2 separate regions of the Homo sapiens genome follow, and region 2 is linked to region 1. Evidence: chromatin contacts called from ENCODE Hi-C or POLR2A ChIA-PET data. All regions are on one chromosome and are shown on one strand. The core of a region is the stretch at or near the end of the contact, and the rest is flanking DNA. Distances in the headings are between cores, read along the strand shown. Region 1 has its middle 3.6 kb from the start of MIR190B. Region 2 has its middle 19 kb from the start of IL6R.

Region 1 (3,363 bases), core at 107-2,606:
GGAAAAAAACTATCATAGGAGCAAGAAAACATCATTATGGGTTACCATTTATTGGACATTTTGTGCTACTTGCTGCTAAGTGCTTTATTTAATCCCCACAGCAACCCAATGAATTAGGCATTATCTCCCTTTTTACATACAGCATAAAGAACTGTAACCCAGAAAATTAAAATAATTTGCACAAGGCCACACAGTCAGTGACAGAGCCAGCACTGAAACCCAGATCTGTCCAGTGTTAAAGCCTGTTCTCCTAACGCCAAAATATACTGCCTGTGTAAAAGAAGCAATAAGCGGCCTGGGAGACAAATATGGGGGAAGATTTAAAAAGTGAAGGTGCAGTCCGGGTGTGGTGGCTCACGCCTGTAATCCCAGCACTTTGGGAGGCCGAGGCAGGCAGATCATGTGGTCAGGAGTTTGAGACCAGCCTGGCCAACATAGTGAAACCCTGTCTCTACTAAAAATACAAAAAAATTAGCCAGGTGTGGTGGCAGGTGCCTGTAGTTCCAGCTACTTGGGAGGCTGAGGCAGAAGAATCACTTGAACCCGGGAGGCAGAGGTCGCAGTGAGTCAAGATCGCGCCACTGCACTCCAGCCTGAGTGACAAGAGAGATTCCGTCTAAAAAAAAAAAAAAAAAAAGTGAAGGAGCAGCTGGCTATTTGGCTCATGCCTATAATCCTAGCACTTTGGGAGGCCAAGGCAGAGACTGCTTAAGCCCAAGGGTTCGAGACCAGCCTGAGCAACACAGTGAGACCCCCATCTCTACAAAAAAAAAAAAAAAAAAAAAAAAAAAAGCCAGATATGGTGGCATGTGCCTGTGGTCCCAGCTACTCAGGAGGCTGAGGAGGGGGTATTGCTTGAGCCCAGGAGGTCGAAGCTGCAGTGAGCCATGATTGTACCAGTGCACTCCAGCCTGGGCAATGGAGCGAGACTGTCTCAAAAAAAAAAAAAAAAAGGCTGGGTGCGGTGGCTCATCCCTGTAGTCCCAACACTCTGGGAGACTGAGGTGAGCGGATCACAATGTCAGAAATTCAAGACCAGCCAGGCCAATATGCTGAAACCCCATCTCTACTAAAAATACAAAAATTAGCCGAGCGTGGTGGTGGGCACCTATAGTCCTAGCTACCCAGGAGGCTGAGACAGGAGAATCGCTTGAACCCGGGAGGGGGAGGTTGCAGTGAGCCGAGATTGCACCACTGCACTCCAGCCTGGGTGACAGAGCGAGACTCCGTCTCAAAAAAAAAAAAAAAAAAAAGCGAAGGTGAGATGAAGCTTCAGAAAATAGAGGGCCGGGGAGGACACAGGCAGACAGAAGGAATGAGCGACTCAGTCTCAGGTTTCTGGGTCAGATCCAGGTCACATGTTTTGTCTCCTATAAAACTTACACCATACTTGTCGTTACTTGTTCAGTGCCTGCCTCTTCAACTAGGCTGTGAATTCCACGTCATCTGGTGTGTAAGCACTCATGAGTAGTTATTGACTAAAGATAAGAGGGTTTGGGAAGCAGAGGTGATGGGAGTTGGGGGTTGAATATCGGATATGTAGCACAGACAGAGGAATGGGCATGGGTGGAGAATGATATTTGATTGGATAAGAGGGCTGGCCTAGAGGTCAGCAAGCAACCTCTGGAGGACCTGGGTCACAGAGAAATCTCCTGAGGGAGAACATGGAGGATACCTACTGTGTGCCAAGCACTGGGCTTATACATTATCTTACTTAATTCTTCAAATGAGCCTATGAGATGGGTATTGTCCTAATTTTCAAAAGAGGAAATTTTTTTTTTTTTTTTTTTTTTTGAGATGGAGTCTTGCTCTGCCACCCAGGCTGGAGCGCAATGGCACAATCTCGGCTCGCTGCAACCTCCGCCTTCTGGGTTTAAGCAATTCCCCTGCCTCAGCCTCCCAAGTAGCTGGGATTACAGGGGCCTGCCACCACACCTGGCTAATTTTTGTATTTTCAGTAGAGCCAGCGTTTCACCACATTGGGCAGGCTGGTCTTGAATACCTGACCTCAAGTGATCCACCTGCCTCGGCCTCCCAAAGTGCTGGGATTATAGGCATGAGCCACCACGCCCAGCCTAGAAGAGGAAATTGAGGCCAGTTAAGCTAAATTACTTCCATATGATGACACAAGAATTAAAGAGGTGAAGCCAGAATTTGAACCCACACCTGACTTCAAAGCCTGTGCTCTTATTTTTATACTCTACTGCCTCTTGATCAGTGGGATGTGTAGGGGCAGAGGAAGAAGCTCTGACAGCTAGAAGAAAAATGGGGGATTCAGTAGGAGACTGAAGGATGGAGACAGACTTGGTTGGAGGGAAGGGTATGAGTTTTGCAGTGGAGACAAAGGCACATAGAGTTGAGGTCAGGAAAATATCATGTGGACAGGATGAGTGACCAGTGAGGATGCCAACGGCAAGGTGAGAGCACAGGACAAAGTAATGTATAATGGCATTTACATCAGGGAGCGATGGTGTGTTCAGGGAGTGTATTCAGGGACTCATGGTGTATTCCTACAGCTGTCACTGGCTGTGAAATGGGGGTCTCTCTGGCTTGGGATGTCATTCACATGTAAAGTGGACCCTTTTTATTTTTGAGACGGAGTCTTGCTGTCACCCAGGCTAGAGTTCAATGACATGATCTCAGCTCACTGCAATCTCCGCCTCCTGGGTTCAAGCAATTCTCCTGCCTCAGCCTCCTGAGTAGCTGGGATTACAAGTGCCTGCCACCATGCCAGGCTAATTTTTTGTATTTTTAGTAGAGATGGGGTTTCACCATTTTGGCCATGGTTGGCCAGGCTGGTCTTGAACTCCTGACCTCAGGTGATCCACCTGTCTCAGCCTCCCAAAGTGCTGGGATTACAGGTGTGAGCCACCTCACCCAGCCTGTAAAGTGAACCCTTGTAAGTAAAGTTGTCTATGGCCTTCATATGATGCACATGGTCAATCAGTACTTTTCAGTATTTTTCAGAATTTTGAGTGCCTTTATTTTGACTGCTCTTTCCAGCCCCCTACAAATCCCACCACTCCTTATTTCCTTACAACTGTAACATTACCTGCCTGACCCCTGGAGACATTTAAGTTTGGAATCCTCTCTCTTGGCATAGGTGGGAATTCAGGCCCAGTGGAAAGAGACTTGTCCAAAGTTTCACAATAACTAGCTGACTCAAAACCCAAAATGCAGGCCTCCTCACTCAAGCACTACGGTGTCTGTAGATTAATAGCCACATTCAGAACAATTTGTCCAAATATAAATAAAAGATAAGTGAAAGTGATATCTGAGAGATGGCAAGTGAAATCCAGGAGGTTAAGATTACAGTAGCTGAAAAATAAGCACTTTTGAAACAAATCAAGATTTAGACATGAA
Region 2 (3,721 bases), core at 1,070-3,569, 190 kb after region 1:
CACTGTGGCTCATGCCTGTAATTCCAGCACTTTTGGAGGCCGAGGTAGGCAGATCACTTGAGGTCAGGAGTTCAAGACCAGCCTGGGCAACATGGTGAAACTCCATCTCTACTAAAAATACAAAAATTAGCTGGGCATGGTGGTGCACGCCTGTAATCCCAGCTACTGGGGAGGCTGAGGCAGGAGAATCGCTTGAAACCGAGAGGCAGAGGTTGCAGCGAGCCGAGATCATGCCACTGCATTCCAGCCCAGGTGACAGAGACCCTGTCTCAAAACAAACAAACAAACAAACGAACCAACCAACCTCCAAATGACGATGCTTGAGCTTTAGCTCAGCTATCTCCAGTTGTCTTTGGGTAATGGGGGTGTCAAGTGGCAATGTTCCAAGTCTGGCTTATCTTGGGGGAACTAAATGGCTGTTATCATTCCCAGGCCTCACATCTACACTCTGCCTGATTCAGAGCAAGGGAGGGGGGTGTCTCCTGTGCCATCCACTGCTCTATCCTCAATCGAACCAAGCCCTTTGACCAGGGAAGTGCTGTGCCCTGTTTGTGCATGCTTGTAGGTACAGGGAAGAGACAGGTGGAGGGAGATCCCCTGACTAGCTTACATCAACCTGGCTCATCTCTGGAATTTGGGATGGAGTTAAACCCAACAACCCCTGGGCCTGCTCCAATGAAGACAGGGAGTGTTTATCAATGAGCAGTGACAATTACTACCTCTCCTGAGAGCAGATGAGTAGGTTTCAGGCATGGGGTTTCTCTAAGTCAGCAAAAAGCACCCGATCCCTAATGACAGAGGAGCAGTGTGTGTTAAATGTGTGTGTGCACATGTGTGAATAATTCAGGGCCCTCTAACCATGAGGCCCGGGACAAGAGCCACACTTGCCCACATGAAGTCAATGCTCTTGTCTGCAAGAACATTGTTTATTGTGGCTGGAGCCCAGATAACAAGGAGAAAGTGGCAAGAGATGAGGCAGGAGAGAAAAGCAGGGTGACTTCTGGAGAACCCTTTTCTCGGTGAAGGGATTTCAGCCTTATTCTGGGAATAAGCCAGAGCCCTGAGGGGTTTTAAGTGGAGGAGAGCCAGCCCCACCCCAACTCAGTGGCTTTAGGGGTCATTCTTCCCATGCTACCATTTCCCATGGTTCAAAGATTAACAATAGGGCTAACTTCCAATTTATTCAATTCTCAGGTTATTTATTCAATAATCTAGTGTTCTTCCTCTCTACTTCCTCCTCTTCAGTACCTTGTTGTGGGTGGAGCTCCAGGAAGAGGATGGGGCGTGGTGCCTAGAGGCGGAAGTGTGTATCTTGATTGTTTAACCTGGGAACCCTGAGGGCAGAGGGCGTAGGGGTTGGGAGAGGAAAGGAAGGCGCTAGGAAGACACTGGAAAGACCCCATAAGCGTAGCAGCTCCTAAACCACAGCTAAGCATGTCTGGAGGAGAAGCCTGAATCCGAAAGCAATGAGGAAATGATTAGTGGTTTCATAGTAGGTTGTCTGTAGCTGCAGACACACAGGCGTTTTTGTACACAGGTAAATACAGGCCTGTTCTGTTATTGACCACACGTTTGTATGAAGCTCCAAACTCATGTGTCCTCCTGTTCTCCTGTTTTTTTTTTTTTTTTTGAGACGGAGTTTCGCTCTTGTTGTCCAGGCTAGAGTGCAATGGCACGATCTCGGCTCACGGCAAACTCCACCTCCCAGGTTCAAGCGATTCTCCTGCCTCAGCCTCCTGAGTAGGTGGGATTACAGGCACGCGCCACCATGCCTGGGTAATTTTTGTATTTTTAGTAGAGACGAGGCTTCACTATGTTGACCAGGCTGGTCTCAAACTCCTGACCTTAGGTGATCCACCTACCTCAGCCTCCCAAAGTGCTGGAATTACAGGTGTGAGCAACTGTGCCTGGCCTCTCTGAAGTATTATTTGATATTTTTCTTTTGAAGTTTTCTTCTTCCTGTGTAGAAACTATTTCTGCAAATTGCTTTTCAGTCTGCTTTTTGCTCATTTGTTTTTATCTTCCATGTCTGAGGTTTTTTTCAGCTGTCTGGTGATCTTTGACTGATTATTTATAAGACAGGCAAATATCAGTTAAGTCCTTACAGTAAACATATGGTTTACTCAAGTTAGGATTATTTTAGGAGGATTTCTTTACAAAATGGCCATTTACAAAGACAGAGTATAGGAGAGCTATAACCTTTGGTTGAGAGACACAGGCAGCCTAAGAGAGGAACCCTCTAAGAGAAGAACCAGAGGAACAGATATCTTGATCTCACGCTCCTCCTCCCTCTGGTCTTCCGGGTTCTGCGTTGTCTAGACCAACTGCTAGTCAGAGGGTGTGGGGTATTGCTCATGTGGTCTCTTCCTGGAATACCCCCAGTGCAGAGGGCCAGGCAGCGTGGGTGGGGAGTAGCAAAGAGAAAGCTCTGACATGGGAACGAAGGCGCTGATTGGAAGCTCACATGGTGGGCATCTGGACGGGACTGTTTGCTGGGGGAGTCCCCACATGTCTGGATCTTTAGGTCTTTCGTCTGGGGCCAGTCAGGTTACCCAGAGAAGAATCTCCTTCTAGGAGGGAACAGGCCAGCCTGCCAGTGTTCTGGCCCCCGAAAGGAGGCAGAGGGCTGTGGGTCTTAGCCTGGGGCATTTGGCATACGCAGTCCCTTAGTTCCCGAGTTTACAAGCCATAGCCATGCTGTCAAATGTGCCTGGTATCACCCAGTTCAGAGACTCTCTGTTTTATCCTGTACAGAGAACAAGCTTGCAGATTTCTGTGGGAGGGAGGGAGGGGTAGTTACTCAGTAATGAAGGGTGCTTCTCAAACAGCTTTCAACCAGTCCTCCTTGTTTGCACACTCACACACTCAGAGACACACAAACTCAGTTCCAGAGGTACTTGGAGCTGCCAGTTCATGAGCGTTTTGAGGATTTTATGAATAGATGGGTTGCTTCTCAGTTTTCTCTGCTGGTCATTTAGGATTTGGCCTTTTTTGTTTTTTTTTTTTGTTTGTTTTTTTGGTTTTTTTTGAGACAATAGTCTCGCTCTGTCGCCCAGGCTGGAGTGCAGTGGCATGATCTTGGCTCACTACAACCTCCACCTCCCGGGTTCAAGAGATTTTCCTGCCTCAGCCTCCCGAGTAGCTGCAGCTAGAGGCATGCACCACCCCACCCAGCTAATTTTTGTATTTTTAGTAGCGAGGGAGTTTCACCATGTTGGCCAGGCTGGTCTTGAACTCCTGACTTCAAATGATTCACCGCCTCAGCCTCCTAGAGTGCTGGGATTATAGGCGTGAGCCACTGTGCCTGGCCAGGATTTGGGTATTTCAAGTTGGCTACATCAGTTGTCACCTAAACCCAGAGGGTTTTTTGGTTCCTGGGGTACATCTGGAATTTTCAAATCTTCTTTGGCTGAAACACAGTATATTTGAGAGAGGACTCAGAAGAAAGAGGAAGAAAAGGCATCATGGGGCCAGACTGGTAAGTGTTTGAGTAGATTGTACTTTTTTCTTTTTTTGAGACGGAGTTTTGCTCTTGTTGCCCAGGATGGAGTGCAATGGTGCAATCTTGGCTCACCGTAACCTCCGCCTCCCAGGTTCAAGCGATACTCCTGCCTCAGCCTCCTGAGTAGCTGGGATTACAGGTATGTGCCACCACGCCGGGCTAATTTTGTATTTTTAGTAGAGACGGGGTTTCACCATGTTGGTCAGGCTGGTCTTGAAC

The links. Hi-C counts contacts between places; a loop is a spot of excess contacts on that map. ChIA-PET counts read pairs that join two places held with the same protein, here RNA polymerase II (POLR2A). Pooled maps may share reads with other maps.
Region 2: POLR2A ChIA-PET joins it to region 1 with 10 read pairs in BJ. The contact joins two enhancer-like sites. A Hi-C loop is called at or near these places in 5 of 50 pooled maps. POLR2A ChIA-PET finds 5 or more read pairs at or near these places in 6 of 52 experiments (BJ, GM12878, SK-N-SH and 3 more).

Annotation. Positions count from the first base shown.
Region 1 is chr1:154,195,700-154,199,062 of GRCh38, forward strand. No RefSeq gene overlaps it. Among named protein-coding and RNA genes, the nearest start is that of MIR190B, 3.6 kb to the left of the region's middle. RefSeq lists a silencer at 1,710-1,939. Within about 2 kb of position 1,357, at least 2 of the 41 ENCODE cell types and tissues checked have a DNase peak (open chromatin) inside an H3K27ac peak, as active enhancers do.
Region 2 is chr1:154,384,437-154,388,157 of GRCh38, forward strand. No RefSeq gene overlaps it. Among named protein-coding and RNA genes, the nearest start is that of IL6R, 19 kb to the right of the region's middle. RefSeq lists an enhancer at 2,308-2,517. Within about 2 kb of position 2,320, at least 11 of the 41 ENCODE cell types and tissues checked have a DNase peak (open chromatin) inside an H3K27ac peak, as active enhancers do.